Regions from separate parts of the Homo sapiens genome. Here region 2 is linked to region 1. Evidence: read pairs that join two places in POLR2A ChIA-PET (ENCODE). Cell type or tissue: GM12878. All regions are shown on one strand. Links, peaks and the distances in the headings refer to the core of each region. The heading gives the core; the rest is flanking DNA.

Region 1 (9,836 bases), core at 5,598-9,597:
GCAGCCAAGATATAACCTAGTGGAGATATCTTAGGGGCTTTGGGAACAAAAGAAACAGAAACAAAGACCTGGAATTCAAGTGAAAGAGGAGGACAAAAAACACACCCCAAGGGGAGGCAGGTGGGTTTTGTGATGACAGTGGTCTCCCATCTGCCCTGTCCCCTGCTTCCGGCTCGGTTCACTGTCCCCTCTGCATGGCAGGGACTTCTCTCCACCACTTCCACCTAAGCCTAAACACACTTTCCACTAGGCTGGACTGACTGGCAAGTGACATCATTCTGGTGGTTAATCAAATTTTCTTGGCCAGGCGTAGTGGCTCACCTCCTCTAATCCCAGCACTTTGAGAGGCTGAGGCAGGCAGATGGCTTGAGACCAGAAGTTCAAGACCCAGCCTGGCCAACATGGCAAAACCCCATCTTTACAAAAAATACAAAAATTAGCTGGGCCTGGTGGCGCATGCCTGTAGTCCCAGCTACTCGGGAGGCTGAGGTGGGAGGATCACTTGAACCCGGGAGATAGAGCCTGCGGTGAGCTATGTTCCCACCACTGCACTACAACCCAGACAACAGGGTGAGACCTTGTCTAAAAAAAAAAAAAGTTAAATAAAACATTTTCCTGAAGGCTAGAGGCTCAAGGGGGAGCCCAGGGACAAAAGCGCAAGCTAGTGGCATCGGTGTCCCTAGAGCCCCAACTCCCCAGGATAGCCAGTGGGGCTGGCAGTGAATGGCAGGCTGCCTTTTTTCCTTCGGAACTGCCACCTCCACCTTCAGAACTTTCTCCTCTTTTTTTTGGTTTTTAGTCACAGAACAACAGCCAGACTCTCACCTTCTCCCTTTCAGAATCCCAAGAGCTACTGAAAATTACGGGTATTTTACTATGCAAAACAACTCAGTCCCCTGGTAGTCTCACTCCAGGCTAACAGGAAAGATCTGTCAAGATCTATAACCAAGATATGCACCAAGGCTCCCTGGCCTTCCTTAGCAAAACAAAGAAAACTGAAACTTTGAAATGACTTTTCCTGCTATTGTCTCACACCAGATTATTAGGGAATCCTCTCTAGAGCCATCAGTCTTTATACACTGAAGAGGGCAGTAGAAACTCTGTTGGTCCCTTTCATAGAGCAATCCCCAGGGGGCAGACTATTGTTTTCTCACCCTGGCAGAAACGTTGACTTGCAGATTTATTCCTAGCGGGTCTAGCTGTGATGACTCACACTTTTAGAGAAAGTAAGCTTCTCCAGGGAGAAGAGACTGAATCTTGGGGAATGCCCAGGGACTGAGAAGAGGAAAAGGAACAGAGACAGGAACAGAAAGAGCCGTCAGAGATGGCGACCAAGAAATTAAAGCAGGGAGACTGAAGGAGGCAGCCGAGGCTAAGAGCCAGGGTCTGAAGGAGAGGCCCGAGCAGCTGTCAGGGAGTTACTTCACCTCTTGGGGAGTTGCAGTGCACGCAGGACAGACAGTCCGCAAGTGGCCAGGCACAAGGCCCAGCACTGTATGGGCACTCCATAAATGTTTGCCGTTGTCATCATTAGAAGAAAGGGGTGGTCTTTGGGGCCTGGGTAGGGCCTGCTGCTGACTGGGGAAACGCATCCGCATCTGTTGCTCAGGAAGTCAGTGGGCACGTTTCAGAGTTCGGTTTTAGTCCGGCACTGGGGAGTTCTGGGAGGAGAGTGGGTGAATCTAGGAGCCACCCCAGAGACAGCAGGGAAAGGAGGCATTTCCTCTCCATGGGTACAAAGGAAGAAGAATCCTGCTAGGGGCCCTCCCTTCCTCTTCTCAGTTTTGTAGGGGGGTCACATTCTGGCTTAAGCGCCAATTTCCTTTTCCTTTCCCGTCCCCTCTGCCCCCATGTGTCTCTCCTCTTAACCAAGCCGAGAAAATTCTCCCAGGGTTGCTGGAGAGGCTTTGGGCTCGCTGGGAGGCACCTCCAAGAGCCCCATCCCGCCCATTCCCCCGACCCCCTACCCCGTACTCGGGGCTCCCCCTCGCCCCCCTCCCCCCCCCGCCGCCTCCTCCAGCCTCTTCCTGGGGTCGGGCAAGGGGCAAGTTTAGCAGAGATGATGGCATTGAACGTCCCTTACAGAAACCCTGCTTCCTTCCAGTTCTTCTTTCCCGTAACATCCCTTCCTTGGCACCCGAAACACAAACCTGAATTTGGGTCCTGTGGGGCAAAAGGGCACCCCAGCAGGACAAGCAGATCGGCCCAGCGCCTCCACCCTCTCTTTTCTCACTTCTTCCCTCCCTTCACATGGAGTTGGGAGATGAGGCCTGGGAAAGAGGGAGTCCTGCCCCAGGTCCCGGCCCTGGCAGGTTTCCTACCCCCAGGTACCCTCCCCTGCTCCGGCCAACAGACCACATCTTATGAGAATGCTGTCAGCCTTGGGAATAAGTGACTGGAGAGCCAGAAAAAGCAGAATGGGAACTATAAGCCTGGTGTCATTTTCCTATCCCTGTTCATCCATTTCGTCTCTTGTCCTGACCCAGCTGCTCCCCGGGTTTCTTGAGAGGCTTTGGGAAAGTCCAGGTGCCCAGGAGTTGCTGGCTCATATACTTCAAGCTGGGGAGATAGTGGAAATATTTAACAATTAGTATAGCATGGGCATCAACCAATCAGAAAGGAGCGCTGCACTAGAGGTCCTCTGCTGTGCCAGAGGTTATCTCCCTTAGTTGCTAGATCATGGGGATGGGGGAAGTGGTTGAGGCCCAGGCAGCAGCCATTCCCTTACCAGCATGGAAGACTTCAATATTTTAACAAGGATATGGCCATACCAGCAAGTCCTGATATCAGTGCTGCCCACAGCAGCCACCAGTACCTCCCTTTTGCCAAGGCTTGCCTCCGCCTCCAACCTCAGCTCTGCCACCTTCTCTTCCCTCTCCCTCCCCCTCCCCCTCCCCAAGCCAACAACCGACCTTCTGTAACTCTTTACCCTTCAAGGCTGTCCTTGAAAGTGTTGCAGTGACTGAACTAGGACTCAAAGAGCAAGGCCCTGTCCCAGCTCTGCTTCTCCATACCTGTGGCACCTTGAGCAAGTCACTTCACCTCTCTAGGTCTAGGTTTCTTGTCTGTAAAATGGGCTAACATTCATGTTCTCCACACCACAGGGCAATGATGTGTATCAAATGACCACATGTGCAAAAGTGCTTTGAAAATTTTTTCTCAGGTGGCGCTATTTCCTTTTGATGGTACCTGTATGAAATCGCTGAGGGAGGGAGAAGGCAGATAATATAATGCGTCCTCTCCTCAGCCTTCTAGGAACTTTCCTCCCTCTGAAGGACAGCAGAGTCCTCAGCCTGGGACAAAGCCCACCTCTGCCCACGTTCTGCCCTCCTGCTCCTCCCAGCTTCAGGGCAGAGGCCCAGGTGGTAGGAGAGGGATGCTCTTGAAGGAGCAACCAGTACCAATTCAGAACACTTATTCTACCATCACCACCAACCAGGGAGGGCTTCCTGAAGGAGGGGGAAGACCTGATAACAGGTCTGCCAATGGGACATGAGAAGCAGGAAGACCTGTACAGGTAGGAAAAGGGCCATTCTGTTCACCCCACTCACCCCCAACACTAGCTCCAGAGTTTGGTGCCACCAAATCCCGGCACCACCCCACTTTCTTATGGTAAGAAGTACCCCCTCAGACAGTTACTTAACCTTAGAGTCTCCATGTCTCAGTAGTAAGGTGGGGTAAAAATATCTGGTTCATGGGGTTTTTGTAAAGATTAAATAAGGTAATGTAGGCCGGGCACGGTGGCTTACACGTCTAATTCCAGCACTTTGGGAGGCCAAGGGGGGTGGATCACAAGGTCAGGAGTTTGAGACCAGCCTGGCCAAGATGGTGAAACCCCATCTCTACTAAAAATACAAAAATTAGCCGGGCACGTTGGCGGGCGCCTGTAATCCCAGCTACTAAGGAGGCTGAGGCAGGAGAATCGCTTGAACCCAGGAGGTGGAGGTTGCAGTGAGCCAAGATTGTGGCACTGCACTCTAGTCTGGGTGACAGAGCAAGACTCAGTCTCAAAAAATAATAATAATAATAAAATAAAATAAGGTAATATATGTAACGCACTTAGCAGGGTGCCTGGCAAACAGCAAGTGCTCAATAAATGAGAGCTCTTAATAACGAAAGTGTCCTGTCCCAGGCCGCCCTACAGAAGCTGAAGGCAGAGGAGTATGTTCAACAGAAGAGGGAGCTCCTGACCCTCTATCGGGACCAGGACAGGGAGTCCCCCAGCACCAGGCCCTCCACGCCTTCCCTGGAGGGCTCTCAGAGCAGCGCAGAGGGGAGGTAAGGCTCACACGGACTACAAGGTCTCCCCGAGCAGGAGGAGGGAGCCATAAGGCTGAGAAATGGCATTACTGCACATTTTTGGTGGAATTGGGAATAGATAGAGGAACGCAGGCGTAGGGCAGGGTAGGGAAGCTCGGTACCAGCTGTGTTGGGTCGGAAGGTTGGTACCAGCCGTGTTGGGTTGGAGGTGGGGGATAGGGCACAGACAGCCTACAGAGTTAGCCTGCCTAGAGTCACACAGGAGCACTGTGAGAGGAGCAAGCTCGAGAGTGAAGGTAGGTGTGGATCTGCAGAATATTAGAGCTGCCAAATCCCCGGGGAGTGTGAGGTTCGTCTAGGATAGCACCACTGCTTGGCAGCAGCTTAAGGAGAAAAGAAGAATCGATCATTGAGGATAATATCAGGTAAGTTCAGGAACCACTCAGCAAAAACCTGACTACCCACTCGATACAAGATCCTGGACCAGATGCTATGGATAAAACAGTATAGAGGCAGCCCGTACTCTCTTAGGAGCTTAAAATCTAGCCAGCCAGATGAGAAAAACAATCACAGTGCGATGGAAAGATGATACCAAAATAAGTTTGGAGGAGGGGCCATTTCTGGATGTAGTGATCAAGGGAAACTCCCTGGACTTGAACTTGACCCCTACGCATCTGACTCTTTGCCATTAACTGTAGGACTCCTGAGTTCTCGACCATTATCCCCCACCTGGTGGTGACAGAAGACACAGATGAAGATGCTCCCCTTGTGCCAGATGATACCTCAGACTCTGGCTACGGCACTTTGATCCCAGGCACCCCCACGGGGTCCCGCTCCCCACTGAGCCGTCTACGCCAAAGAGCCCTTCGGCGGGACCCTCGCCTCACCTTCTCCACCCTGGAACTCCGGGACATCCCTCTGCGTCCCCACCCTCCCGACCCCCAAGCTCCTCAACGCCGAAGCGCCCCCGAACTGCCGGAAGGAATCCTAAAAGGAGGCAGTCTTCCCCAGGAAGACCCACCAACCTGGTCTGAGGAAGAAGATGGGGCCTCCGAGCGAGGGAATGTGGTGGTGGAAACACTCCACAGGGCCCGGCTTCGGGGCCAGCTTCCCTCCTCCCCAACCCATGCTGACTCTGCCGGGGAAAGCCCCTGGGAGTCCTCAGGGGAGGAGGAAGAAGAGGGGCCTCTGTTCCTGAAAGCTGGCCACACATCCCTGCGCCCAATGCGGGCTGAGGACATGCTCAGAGAGATCCGGGAGGAGCTGGCCAGCCAAAGGATTGAGGGGGCCGAGGAGCCCCGGGACAGCAGGCCACGGAAGCTGACTCGGGCCCAGCTGCAGAGGATGCGGGGGCCCCACATCATTCAGCTGGACACCCCTCTGTCCGCATCGTAAGTGCTGGAGGGAAGCTGGCCTGGGAGGGGGCAGACGGGGATGTCTGTATGGTGGTGGGGTGTAGTATAGAAAGAGGGCAAAGCAGGAACAGGGGCTGAGGCAGGAAGGGCTCTCCGCCTCACTCTTCACCTGACCCTCACCCGTTGCCACTGAATGTCGCCTAACACCCCCTCCTGTCTTTTCAGAGAGGTATGAGGAATGCAGAGGACCTTTGGCATGCATCTCTCCCAGAGGAGATCTCTCCCCAGTAGTGCTGGTCACCCTCCGGCATCTGTGACTCTACCTCAAGGACCACATTTCCCAAAGGAAGCCTGGCCCAGGCACCCTGCCTCCTGCTCTGTTTGGGGATCAAGAACTGTAAATTTATGTATCATAGGTGCACCTGAGCCCCACAGAAAGTTGTGCATAAAAATGACTGCCCTGGCTGGGCATGGCTGCCTGTAATCCCAGCACTTTGGGAGGCTGAGGTGGGAGGATCCCTTGAGCCCAGGAGTTCCAGACCAGCCTGGGCAATATAGGGAAACCCTGTCTTTACAAAAAAAAATTTTAAAAATTACCCAGGTGTGGTGGTGTGCCTGTGTCCGGAGGCTGAGGCGGGAGGACCCCATGAGCCCAAGGGTTGGAGGCTGCAGTGAGCGCACTCCAGCTTGGGCAACAGATGACGGTGTTCAGAACAAGAACCTGCTACTCCTCTGTCACTTGGCGTGATGGTGATGGGCTACCTGGCCCTAGTGCAGGGCTTTTCCCATCTCACCCCTCAGGATCTGGGCCTCTGCCCCCACCTCCCATCCCGACAGACCACTGTCTCCAAGAGCAGAGCTTTAACTTCAGAATTTTAGTGTATGTACAAAAGTCCACAGCTCCAGCTGAAGGCCCCATTGTTCCGTGCTCGCCCCTGCCTTAGGACAGTTCAGCTTGCTATGTGCTTGTCCAGGCAGAGGGCACAGGAGTGCCAAGTTTCTATTAGTGTAACATGATTGATTTAAAAACAAAACAAAACAAAACAAAAACAAAAAAAACTGCTTATGCACTGTGAAAAAGGCTCAGGGACGAACCAGGGGCCCCCGAGCAGCCTTGCTGGTGAGGACACCCAAAACGGGCATGAGGCATAGCGTCCCTCATCCTCGCAAACCACCCACTCAGGCTCTTGAGCCCACGGCGCACCTCTCTCCGCGCGCACAGCGCTGACTGTCGGCGGCGCGCAGGCAGCTGAGAAAAGCTATGTACATCGAGGGGTTAGCACCAAGTAGGCGGCTGCTAGCTCCTGCTTGCCCCTGCAGGACCCCTCCTTTCCAGAAAAAAGTGGGGTTGGAAGGCGATCTCGCAGGACGGTCCTTAGAGCTGCCCGCAGGGGCGCAGCCTCATCTGAGAAGACTGGGCGCGGGCGGGAGGGCGGCGGGGCCGCAAAGCGCCTCCTCGATGTCCTCCAGGCAGCCCAGCAGGTCCATGTCGCGGAGCACGCGTCCCAGCAGCTCCAGCGTGGCCTCGCGCCGCGGCGTGCGCCGCCTCCAGGTCGCCAGCATGCTGTATTGCGCCTCGCGCAGGCAGCGCCCGTTCTGCAGCTCCAGCCGATCGATCTCGTGGTCGCTCAGCCCTAGGCGCCGCACGAATTCCTTCCAGCGCAACGGGGGCACGTTCTCCACCACGGCGTACAGCGTCGCGGGGTCATCAGCTGCGGGGACGCGGGCCGGTGAGCCTCGGGCGGCAACCCCAGGCCCCGCCCCGCATCCCGCGCCCTCCGCCTCTCGTGGTCCCCTCTGGGAGCGCCTCCCGCGCTCCCCCGGCCCTCCCCCAGCCTCCTCGTCTCCAGCCGCGGGAGAAACTCACTGTCTAGGCTCTGTGGCTTGTGGGCGCTGTCCTCCCACTTCTGAAGGGGGTTGGGGATGGGGTCGGAGGCGAGGGCTGTCGCAAGGATGGGGTCAGCCCCCTGATAGGGTGGTGCCACCTCTCTGCGGGGAGCCGCAAAGTTGGGACAGTCACCGGGGGTATAGGTGGAGCTGGAGGTGAAGGTGGAACTGGGCACGGGACTGAAGCCCAGGGTGGGGGTGAAGCCTGGAGTGGGACTGAAGCTTGGGTTTGGGGCCAGGGGCTTAGTAGTAGTTCCTTCAAGCTCCCCCTGAAAGAGAGAAGGTGGCGCAGCATTAGTGCGGCAGCGAAAACCAGCCCCGGCCCTCTTTATTCTACGTGGGGGTTGGGACTTAGAGGGAATGAGGCGAGCCCCCGGAAAGTGAAGGATGATTCCAGGGGATCTGAGCATTAGGCAATTATAAGGAATGGTCAGGGACATTTGGGAGTAACTCTCTCATTTCATCTCACCTCTTTTTCAGGTGTCGATTTCCCACAAACTGAGGAAAAAGAAAGAAAGCATCATAAATTTCACTTCCTCTCTCAGCCCTGGCACCCTGGACTCAGCTGGCAGTGGGGACTTGTGGTGACATGCCTCAGGGCCTATGTGGCCCCAGGGACGAGAGAGCTACTGATGCAGCTCGACATCTCCCCAGCCATCCAGGGCCACCTTCTGCCCAGAGTCCCCAGCGGTATGAACTGAGGGGACACTCCTCACCTCCCTCCACACATGTCCATCGCACCCACCCATGTCCTCCCTCACCCCCACCAGCTCCCTCTCCCTCCCAAAGCCCCCACTCACCAATGGAGTAGAGCTTGGACTTCCACCGTTGGTAGCGATACATTAAACCAATGAAGAGGAGGGATAAAAGGCAAAGACCAAAGAAAATGACCAGGGGCAACAGCACTGTGGTGCCTGCAGACAAAGCAGGTGTTGGTCAGAGGAGCGGGCAGAGGGGGGCCGCAGGGATAGATGGATGGGTGGGATGGATGGACGGGTGGGGGCAAGAAGAGGGAGAGGGCAGGTGAGCATGGGCACCAGGTCACTTCTCCTCACCTGAGTCCTCAGTGCCCTTAACATTCTCAATCTGGGGTAGGCACAACTTCGTGCACTCCAGGCTTTTCTTACAGCTAAAAGAAGAGACGGCACTGGTGAACAGAGGCCCTACCATTGGAGGAACACAGAAAAACAACCACACAGATTGTTGGACATCCTTTCTTTACAAATATTTTTGCTGTCTCTTGATATAATTTGTTTTGGGAACTGATGCAGAAGAATGAAACACAGTTAATCATAGAATCATTTAATTTTAGAATTGGCAGGGATCTTGAAAAGGCTGTGTAGAAAATGTGAAAAGCAGTCAGGGTCAGGGTGTAAATTCCAGTTCATTCCTTGGCTAGCAGTGTGAATCTAGGCAAGCCATTAACCCCCAAGCCTCGGTTTCCTCATCACCACAGGGATCGCCCACCTCTCAGGATTGAGGATTAAGCAAAATCATTATGCCTCATTTAATAAGTGCTTGAGAAGGTAGCCAGCTAGCTGTTATGGGATTGTTGTTTCATCACTGTTTTGCTGATAAGAATCCTTTGGCAAAGAGAGGTTAAAGGGCTTTTTCTTAAATGACACTGCTAGTTACAGTACCTGACTTCGGGGAGTCGGGGTCAAACATGCATGTGAAAAATTTAAAAACACATGTTACTGGGGCAGCCAGAGAGCACCCTGTAGAACTAGCAGATCTTCCATGTTGGGAGTTGTCACTGGACAGTGTGGAGTGATGGGAACTCTATGGGGTGGTGCTGGAAGGAACTTGAGAGAGTGAGTTCCCAGCAGGAAGCTGAAAGCAGGGAGAGGCACTTTAGCCCACCACTCAAGCTCATGGTGAGAACCACATAGAATGGTATAAAAGTGATTTCAAGAAGAGATGAAGCCGGCTGGGTGCAGTGGCTCACGGCTGTAATCCCAGCACTTTGGGAGGCAGAGGCAGGTGGATCACCAGGAGTTTGAGACCAGCCTGACCAAGATGGTGAAACCCCATCTCTACTAAAAATACAAAAATTAGCCAGGCATGGTGGCACGTGCCTGTAATCCCAGCTACTTGGGAGGCTGAAGCAGGAGAATTGCTTGAATCTGGGAGGCAGAGGTTGCAGTGAGCCGAGATCGCGCCACTGCATTCCAGCCTGGGCGACAGAGCAGGACTCTGTGTCAAAAAAAAAAAAAAAAAAAAAAAAGAAGATTAATGGAAAATAAATAGTTTTGTGTCAGACGTGTTGTAGGTTTTGTTTGTTTCTTTGTTTTTGGTTCTCACAAATTCACCAAATGAATGTCATTATGCTTA
Region 2 (9,836 bases), core at 2,436-6,435, 480 kb after region 1:
AAAATATATCATTGTTTTAATTTGCATTTCTTTCACTGCCTATGAGATTAAAACAATGCACTACTTTCCAAAAATTCTTAAGTCTTTTGTGTTGATGCTTTTGTTCTGTTTCTATGGATCTCATCTTCCTTCAGAACAGCTCCCCTTCCCAACTTCCTGATTTCTAACAATAACAGTATCACCCTCCTTGTTCTCCCAATTTCTGAAACACAGAGTCATGTTTTTTTCTCTGCTTCAATCCCTGGTTTCCTATCGTCATCAATTATGACCTTTCCTTGCTTTGAAAGTGTTTTGGGCCGGGCATGATGTCTGCCACCTATTGTAATCCTAGCACTTTGGGAGGCTGAGGCGGCTGGATGACTTGACCTGAGGATTTCGAGACCAGCCTGGGCAACAGGGCGAAACCTCGTCTCTACAAAAAATACAAAAGTTAGTCGGGAGTGGTGGCACATGCTTGTAGTCCCAGTTACTTGGGGGGCTGAGGTGGCAGGATCTCTTGAGCCCACGAGGTAGATGTTGCAGTGAGCCGTGATTGCGCCACTGCACCCCAGCCTAGGTGACAGAGTGAGACCCTGTCTCAAAAAAAAAAAAATGTTCTAGTTTCTTCCTCTTCTTTGTTCCCATGGGAATGCCACCATCACCAGCCAAGGCTCACATACCTCCCACCTGGATTACAGTGAGCTTCCAGGTAATTTGGTCTGCTACTAGTCTCGCCTACTTGGATTTCCCTTCCCCCTGCTGCAGCATTGCCTTCCAAAGCCATGCTTTGCACATGCCACATCCTAGCCCATTAGACTAAGCCTAGAAGCCTCTGCAGGACGTTCACCCTCTCAGCGCCACTGCTCAGTTTCCCAGTGGAAACCTCTGCACCCAGGAGGTTTCCCCACAGCTTGCCTGTGCTGCCTCTCTGGAGCTTTTCTCCCTTCCTGTAATGTCCTTGCTGCTCCCCGTCTCTAGTCCATTGCCTATACCTCTTTTTTTTTTTTTTTTTGAGATGGAGTCTCTCTCTCTCATCCAGGCTGGAGTGCAGTGGCGCGATCTCGGCTCACTGCAACCTTTGTCTCCTGGGTTCAAGGGATTCTCCTGCCTCAGCCTCCCGAGTAACTGGGATTACAGGCGTGCACCACCATTCCTGGCTAATTTTTGTATTTTTAGTAAAGACTGGGTTTCACCATGTTGGCCAGGCTGGTCTTGAACTCCTGCCCTCAGGTGATCCACCTGCCTCGGCCTCCCAGAGTGCTGGGATTACAGGCGTGAGCCACCGCACCTGCCACAGGCCCATACCTCTTTTAAGTCTTCATTCAATACCAGTTGTCCCATGAATTTGTCCCAGACTCACTCATATGCTTAGACCTTTCATATTATCTTGCCATAGCTTTTTCAAAGTATGGGACAGCATGGACAAGCAGGCCATGGTTTTCTTTTGAAGAGAAGCAAGGAGGCAGAGTTATTTTAGGAGGAGGGTTATACATTTCATTTTGAACCAATTGCGTTTGGGGTGATGGCAGGATATTAACATAAACTTATTTCTTGGACCATTGGAAATGTGTGCCTAGAACTGAGGAGAGAGGTCAGGGCTGGCAGTAACAACTTGGCCACAATCTGCAGAGCTGACTGGGGATGAGGTGGAATTTAGAATGTCTGTAGAAACGGGGAAGAGAACCAAAGACAGAGTCTGGGACAACACCTAAATGTAGATGTCAGAGCAAGAGTTCAAGACGAAGAAAAACGAATCATACTTAGAAATGGAGGGGAGGAACAAAAGAGGCGGAGCAAAGTGGGGCAGAACCAGAGTAGGCCACGCTTTTAAGAAGTTTGGTAAAGGAACTGTGAAAGGAATGTAGTTGAATTTCAGGGTAAGCTGGGGAATTAAAGCAGTGTGTAGATCCAGGGCAAACAGCAAGTAGGGCAGGAACCACTGAAGGAACAAATAAAGGGGGAGGTTGGGTCCAGGTTGTCTTGAGTAGGGAAGTTTTTTTAAAAAGTGTGAAACTGAAGGTGTGGGGTGGATTGGGTGCCTGCCGTGCTCTGAGGAAGCTTGGGGCAACTGTGTGCTGAGGCTGTGAGGTTGTCTGGAAGGGGCTCCTGGACAGTAAGAGCTGAGCAGTGGGGAAGAGGACTGTGTGGTCTGGAAGAGGAGAGAAAGGAGAGTGAGTGACTGAACTGGTATCCAGGCTCCCACACCAAGGCAGAAAGAGGGAGAGGACCTGGGCATCTCAGGGAGGCAGAGGCAGTACCAAGCAGGGTGAGAGGCTTTAGTCTTAGCCACCTTTGCCCCATTCCTCCAAATATACATTCTAAGTAAAAACAAAACAAAACAGAACTGTTTGCTATGTAAATTTAGCTTCTAAAGCCCTGTTCTACAGAGATTTTGGAGCTTCCACTGCACCCAGAAAATGCACAGCTAAAGAGAAAACTTCCCTTGGTGATGGTTATTAGATTTTACAAGAAGAGGCCAAAGGAGACACATACTTATGCCAGAAGAACTTTCCAGAGATAGCATTGCATAGCGAAATAGCCTGAATTATTTTTATTTTTTAAAACATTTTTTCTTTTCTTTTTTCTTTTCTTTTTCTTTTTTTTTTTTTTTTTTTGAGACAGAGTCTCACTCTGTCACCCAGGCTGGAGTGCAGTGGCGTGATCTTGGCTCACTGCAATCTCCACCTCCCGGGTTCAAGCCATTCTCCTCCCTCAGCCTCCCAAGTAGCTGGGATTACAGGCATGCGTCACTATGCTCTGGCTAATTTTTTTTTTCTTTTTTTTTTTGGTATTTTTAGTAGAGATGGGGTTTCACCATGTTGGCCAGGCTGGTCTTGAACTCCTGACCTCAAGTGATCCACCGCCTTGGCCTCCCAAAGTGCTGGGATTTCAGGCGTGAGCCACCGCACCCGGCCAAAAATTTCTTTTCTTTAAGATGAGGCCTCACTCTGTTGCCCAGGCTGGAGTGCAGTGTTACAATCATAGCTCACTGTAACTTTGAACTCCTGGGCTCAAGTGATCCTCCTGCTTCAGCCTCTCAAGTAGCTGGGATTACAGGCATGTGCCACCACACCCAGCTAATTTTTTTTAAAATAATTTTTTTTAGAGACGAGGGTCTCGATTGGCTGCCTAGGTTGGTCCCAGACTCCTGACGGGCTGCATTTTAATCCTAGCTCCACCACTTACGGGAGTCAAAATTCAAAAGATAGAAAAGGGCATATAGGCTGGGTGCAGTGGCTCACACCTGCAATCCCAGCAATTTGGGAGGCTGAGGTGGGCGGGTTGCTTGAGGTCAGGAGTTCGAGATCAGCCTGGGCAACATGGCAAAACTTGTATCTACTAAAAATACAAAAATTAGCCAGATGTGGTGGTGTACACCTGTAATCCCAGCTACTCCGAAGGCTGAGGCAAGAGAATCCCTTGAACTCAGGAGGCAGAGGTTACAATGAGCAGAGATCGAACACTCGACTCCATAAAAACAAACAAACAAAAAAAGAAAGCAGGCTGGGTGTGGTGGCTCACGCCTGTAACCCCAGCACTTCGGGAGGCCAAGGCGAGCGGATCACCTGAGGTTGGGCATTCGAGACCAGCCTGACCAACAAGGAGAAACCCTGTCTCTACTGAAAATACAAAATTAGCCGGGCTTGGTTGCGCATGCCTGTAATCTCAGCTACTCGGGAGGCAGAGGCAAGATAATTGCTTGAACCCGGGAGGCGGAGGTTGCGGTGAGCCAAGATCATGCCATTGCACTCCAACCTGGGCAACAATAGCGAAACTCCATCTCAAAAAAAAAAAAGCAAAGGGCATATAGTGAAAAGCTTTCTTCCTACACATGAGTATTCACTTCCTCTTCCTAGAGGCAACCAAGGTTATTTTTGTGTGTGTGTGTGTGTGTGTGTGTGTGTGTGTGTGTTTTGGGACAGTCTCACTCTCTCACCAAGGCTGGAATGCAGTGGTGCGATCTCACTGCAAACTCTGCCTCCCAGTCTCAAGCGATCTTGTGCCTCAGCCTCCCAGTTTTTTTTTCTTTTAAATGGGGTCTCATTCTGTCGCCCAGGGTGGAGTGCAGTGGCATGATCATAGCTCACTGCAGCCTCGACCTCCTGGGTCAGGTTATCCTCCCACCTCAGCCTCCGGCATAGCTGGGGCTACTGGCATGCACCACCACACTCAGTTAATTTTTTTTCTTTTTTGAGACAGAGTCTCACTCTGTCACCTAGACTGGAGTGCAGTGGTGCCATCTCATTTGTTTCACTGCAACCTTTGACTTCTGGGCTCAAGTGATTCTCCCACCTCAGCCTCCCAAGGCGGCTAATTAAAAAAAATTTTTTTTTTTTTTTTTTTAGAGATGGGGTTTCGCCATGTTGCCCAGGCTGATCTCGAACTCCTGGGCACAAACAATCTTTCCACCTCGATCTTTCAAAGAGCTGGGATGAGAGATTTCCACCATGCCTGGCCTCATTTTCTTTTTTAATTTTTTTTTAGACATTATAGCTCTTTTTAATGGCCTCATTTTCTTATGTTTAATTCGAGAATTATTCTTTTCATATACAAAGAATATATTTTCTCCACCTTTAAAAACAAATAGTAGACTGTTTAACATCTCGCTTTATTCAGTTAGTGATGTTTCTTAGATACGGGTCCAAATTAGTACACAAAGCACTTCCTCATTCCTCTCTTACGGCTGCATAGCAGTCCACTGAATGGGTGAGCTATGATCTATTTAACCTATTCTTTATTGATGGACATTTGGTTTTGTATATACATTTGTAATTCTGTATAGATTACAAATCACCATCCAAAGAAATTGTACTGGTTTATTCTCCTACAATGTGTGAGAGTTGGGTAATTACTTAATCTCAATATGTGAGAGTTTAGGCAGTTACCTAATCTCTCTGAGTCTCAGTTTCTCTATCTGCAAAATAAACAAAACAGTGTTGACAGTATCTATTTCTCGGAATTATTGTGGAGATTACTGAGATGATGCCTGTAAAGTATTTGGCATGTAGGAGTTGGTGCTCTCCAAATAAGGATATGATTTTATTTGTATTTGTGAGCTACTGTCCCAGCCAGGTAAATGGATATGATGAGACCTCCTTGCCAGACCGGGTTTCTCTGATTAGAACGAGGAGCAGATGTTGCAGGAAATTAGCAACTGATATCAGAAGAGCCGTGGGCATTCTCTTGCCAGAGGTGCCCTGTCTCCAGGGCGCCTCAGTCCCCCCCCATATGTCTTCTGCTCCCAGGTCCATCCAAGCTGAATGATCGCGCTGACTCAAGAAGAAGCCTTTGGGACCAAGGAAACTTTCCCCTGATCATCAAGAATCTTAAGATAGAAGACTCAGATACTTACATCTGTGAAGTGGAGGACCAGAAGGAGGAGGTGCAATTGCTAGTGTTCGGATGTGAGTGGGGCAGGTGGGGATGAGGATACCTCCTGCCTGGTTCCCTTCCCCACTACTCCCACCCCTGCACCAAATCCAGCCTGAGCTGGTGATACCGCAGCAGCCCCAAGAGGACCAGGCTGTCAAACTGGCCTCCAAATGTCTTAAAACCCTTCTTGATCAGGTGAGGGATGCTGGTGGGCGGAGGAGGGAAGAGGCCTTGGGAAAAGGAAAGAAAAGGGAAGGAGGCAAGGGAAGGAGGGAGAGAGACTGGGGAAGAGAGGATGAGGGGAGAGGAGGAAAGAAGAGAGAGAGGAGGGGAGAGGGAAACCCTATCTTGGCTGGGGGTGCGCAGCTGGGTGCTGGGAGGAAGGAGATGTTGGGACGGCGATAATGGAGAGATGTTGTTGGTTTCCTGTTGTCTGCCCTTCTCCTTGGGGATGGTATGTGTGTGACACAGCTGGCCTTTCCCTCCACAGTGACTGCCAACTCTGACACCCACCTGCTTCAGGGGCAGAGCCTGACCCTGACCTTGGAGAGCCCCCCTGGTAGTAGCCCCTCAGTGCAATGTAGGAGTCCAAGGGGTAAAAACATACAGGGGGGGAAGACCCTCTCCGTGTCTCAGCTGGAGCTCCAGGATAGTGGCACCTGGACATGCACTGTCTTGCAGAACCAGAAGAAGGTGGAGTTCAAAATAGACATCGTGGTGCTAGGTAAGGGAAGCCCCTCTTCGCGCAGTCTCCTCCCTGCCCCAGGGGCTGACAGCCCCTCCCTCTGCTCTGACTGCCCTGTTTCTGGTTCTGGTGCTGGGAGGTCAGGAGTGGAGAAGACTAGGTCCCCTAGAGCTGAGGCCTGTCTTGAAGGACTCACTGGGGCCCTCATCCTCAGGGGGCTGATTGGCAGCCACCCCTCAGTGTGGTGGACATGGAGAAAGGAAAGGCTGGGGAAGGTAAGGATGCTAGAGGCCCGAGTCTCCTTTGGAGGCCCCAAAGGAGGAATGTCAGGGAGCTTACTTTCTTTGTTGCCTCAGCTCCACACCCCTACCAAGTTGGCAAATCCACTTACTCAGGGACACTAACACCAGTAAGCCAACCCTGATGATGTTCTATGTTGTACCTCTGGACCTCTAAGCCAGGCCACTGTGGGGAGACCAAGGTCCTACCCCAGATCCTGTCCCCTGGGTGCTTATGTGACTTAAGGTAGACATAAGGTAGTGTGCCAGTTTAGTGCATGTACGCTGATTGAAATCCTGGTTCTGCCACAACCATGTGACCTTGGGTGAGTTACTAAACCTCTCTGCACCTTGGTTTCAGCCTCTGTGAAATGGGGATGATGTTAACTGCCATAGTGACTACCTCGTATTAAGTTGAGGACTGATATACGTAAGGCACTGAAAATGGTGCCTGGCACAGAGTAAGCCCTAGTTAAGTGTTCGCTGTTATTTTGTGAAGGGTGATGAATACGCCTCTAAGGAGTGGAGGCCAAATGGCTTCTGTGGTCCAGGAATCCTAAGGACAGCAAGGATCCCCTGTGGCTGGGCTGCTCTGTGATGGCTTCCGGGAGGAGGGAGGTGGCCTGCTGTAGGAAAATGCTGGGTGGAAGAAGGGAGAGAAGGCTGGAGAGGTAGGAAGGAACTGAAGTATCTGAAGTGACAAGGTGGGTGTCTGGACTCGTCGGGTCCCCTTCCATCTCCCTGCTGCCTCCACATGCCAACCCCACTCGTGCACCCTCATCTTCCTATCTCCTCACCCAGGGTCTCTCCCTTCCCACCTCCAGCTTTCCAGAAGGCCTCCAGCATAGTCTATAAGAAAGAGGGGGAACAGGTGGAGTTCTCCTTCCCACTCGCCTTTACAGTTGAAAAGCTGACGGGCAGTGGCGAGCTGTGGTGGCAGGCGGAGAGGGCTTCCTCCTCCAAGTCTTGGATCACCTTTGACCTGAAGAACAAGGAAGTGTCTGTAAAACGGGTTACCCAGGACCCTAAGCTCCAGATGGGCAAGAAGCTCCCGCTCCACCTCACCCTGCCCCAGGCCTTGCCTCAGTATGCTGGCTCTGGAAACCTCACCCTGGCCCTTGAAGCGAAAACAGGAAAGTTGCATCAGGAAGTGAACCTGGTGGTGATGAGAGGTGAGGGGCCAGGCCAGGGAGGGGTGGGCAGGGGAAGGAGTTGGAGGGGCCTGGCCCAGGGCTCCCTCTGAGGCAAGCCAGGCCCCAAGAGGGGATGCCTAGGCCCTGGTCACCTGGATGAAGTGAGGGAGGGCCCTCTGGGTTTGGGGCTGGTTTTGAACTGAGACATCCATGAGCCAGCCTGGGGCTGGCTTCACTGAAGATCCCCAAAGCACTTGGGCTAAGAACCAGGGTTCCAGTTCTTCCTATAACCAACCCTCTGTGACCCTGGCTAAGCCCCCTCCCACTGCAGGCCTGCTTCCTGACCTGTCTAATAAGGATAATGAAATCTGCTCTCTGTGTGATAGTAATGATGATAATGTCAAGCTCCAAATTGAGTTTCTGGCTTCCTTATCTCCTTATCATCATAACGACTCTGCAAATAGTAATGGCTAACACTTGATGCTCAGCACGTGTCGGGCCCCATCCAAACACTTTACATGTATGCCTGCCTTTAGTACTATCTGGGTGCAGGTTGTTAAGTCACTTGCCCAGAGACACACAGCTGCTAAGCAGTGGAGCTGGGATTCAAATCCAATACCACTGGACCCCAAACGCTGTTTTTCCTCGTAGGACTGCATGAAAACCTGCTCTAAAAGGCTAAAAGAAGGTCACCCATATAGAGTATCATTTTAATTGTTCTACTGAATCTCAGGCCTTTGATCTCAGCCTCTCGTTCCTCTGCAGCCACTCAGCTCCAGAAAAATTTGACCTGTGAGGTGTGGGGACCCACCTCCCCTAAGCTGATGCTGAGTTTGAAACTGGAGAACAAGGAGGCAAAGGTCTCGAAGCGGGAGAAGGCGGTGTGGGTGCTGAACCCTGAGGCGGGGATGTGGCAGTGTCTGCTGAGTGACTCGGGACAGGTCCTGCTGGAATCCAACATCAAGGGTAAGGACCCAGGTTCCAAGGCCTCTGCCTCCTGGGCTGCGGGACCTTCCTGTGGTTGGCAGAGACCACCCAGAGTCCCGGCCTCCCAATGCCTGAGTTGGGGGGTTATGGGTATGGTGTCCTCTGTGGTCCCAGGGTGCTTTGGAGGCCCCAAAAGGAGGCATAGAAGTGATGAAGTGAGGTGGGTTGTGGTCCTGGGCTCTAGGCTGCCAGTTGTAATTCTACAAGTTCCCACTCCCTCAGGTCTACAGCCTAGGGATGGGGTCCACCTGACCGAGAGCCCCCCTCCCTGGCTCCTGGCTTTTCTCCAAATCCAGACGCACTTACACACACACTCACACACATACACTCTCACACACATGCACACACTCCCATACACTCTCACACACGCACACACATCACTCACACACTCGCACACACTCATACACACACTACACACACATCCACACTCACACCCACACTCTCACCCCATGTACTCACACCCATGCACTCACACACTGTCACACACTCATACACACACATGTACTCACACATGCATGCACACACACACTTACACATTCACGCACATACTCTCACCCACACACTGTCGTACACGTACACTCACACACTTATACACTCACATCCGCACACGCATTATTCACACATGTGCACACACGCGCGCGCACATGCATGCAGTCACGCACACACATTCATACACGCACACAGGCACACATTCACACACATGCACACACGCACACACATTCACACATGGACTCACACGCGCACACGCGCGCACACACACACATTCACACCATTCACACACGCACACACATGCACACACTCACACATGCACACACACATGCACTCACACACACAGCCCAGGAGCCAGACCACAGCTTCTCTCTCTCCAGAGTGCCCTGGATATGGATATGCCCAAACATAAAACCGATTCCCCAGCACTGGCGGCCTTTGAGAGCCCCCAGGCACCCCTCCCCTCTCCCCCAACCCCAGGGTCAAACCAGAGACTGGCCAGGAGGGATTGCAGGGCAGTCCTCAGTCCCCTGGCCCGTGGAGGAGGGCGGTGCATTGAGCACATTTCTCTCCCTTGCAGTTCTGCCCACATGGTCCACCCCGGTGCAGCCAATGGCCCTGATTGTGCTGGGGGGCGTCGCCGGCCTCCTGCTTTTCATTGGGCTAGGCATCTTCTTCTGTGTCAGGTGCCGGCACCGAAGGGTGAGTAACCCCACACCTGGTCCCCACAAGGCCCTCAAACCCCTGAGTCCTCTACCAGGAGATCCTGTATATGGGAACTGATTTTGGCCCAGCTCCCTCTGCCCACTCGTAAGTTCCCTTGCTGCCCTGTCCCAGATCCCACTCAAGGGAGAGACAGGAAGGAGCAGAGAGTTAATTCCAGGATAGATGGCCTGGGCCATGTAACTGCTT

What was found. Peaks named below come from ENCODE experiments on the same cell type or tissue, not always from the same donor. Only the 100,000 strongest peaks of a DNase experiment are listed, where the experiment ranks them.
Region 2: POLR2A ChIA-PET joins it to region 1 with 6 read pairs; 2 of 35 experiments call an interaction of 5 or more read pairs at or near these places.

The regions. Positions count from the first base shown.
Region 1 is chr12:6,322,296-6,332,131 of GRCh38, forward strand. PLEKHG6 (pleckstrin homology and RhoGEF domain containing G6) reads left to right here. Exons shown (of 16, transcript NM_001384598.1): 14 at 4,133-4,278; 15 at 4,959-5,651; 16 at 5,841-6,211. The coding sequence ends at 5,850. TNFRSF1A (TNF receptor superfamily member 1A) reads right to left here. Exons shown (of 10, transcript NM_001065.4): 6 at 8,558-8,631; 7 at 8,303-8,416; 8 at 7,972-8,000; 9 at 7,483-7,771; 10 at 6,476-7,327. The coding sequence ends at 7,017. Among named protein-coding and RNA genes, the nearest start is that of TNFRSF1A, 15 kb to the right of the region's middle. RefSeq lists enhancers at 637-1,178, 1,067-1,136, 1,187-1,276, 1,720-2,261, 7,943-8,072 and 1 more. In GM12878, for the core only: no CTCF peak of the experiment used is centred there; a DNase peak (open chromatin) is centred at 8,076; H3K27ac peaks cover 1,082 bases.
Region 2 is chr12:6,808,917-6,818,752 of GRCh38, forward strand. CD4 (CD4 molecule) reads left to right here. Exons shown (of 10, transcript NM_000616.5): 4 at 5,226-5,384; 5 at 5,843-6,076; 6 at 7,140-7,487; 7 at 8,214-8,414; 8 at 9,505-9,626. Among named protein-coding and RNA genes, the nearest start is that of GPR162, 8.0 kb to the right of the region's middle. In GM12878, for the core only: no CTCF peak of the experiment used is centred there; no DNase peak of the experiment used is centred there; H3K27me3 peaks cover 203 bases.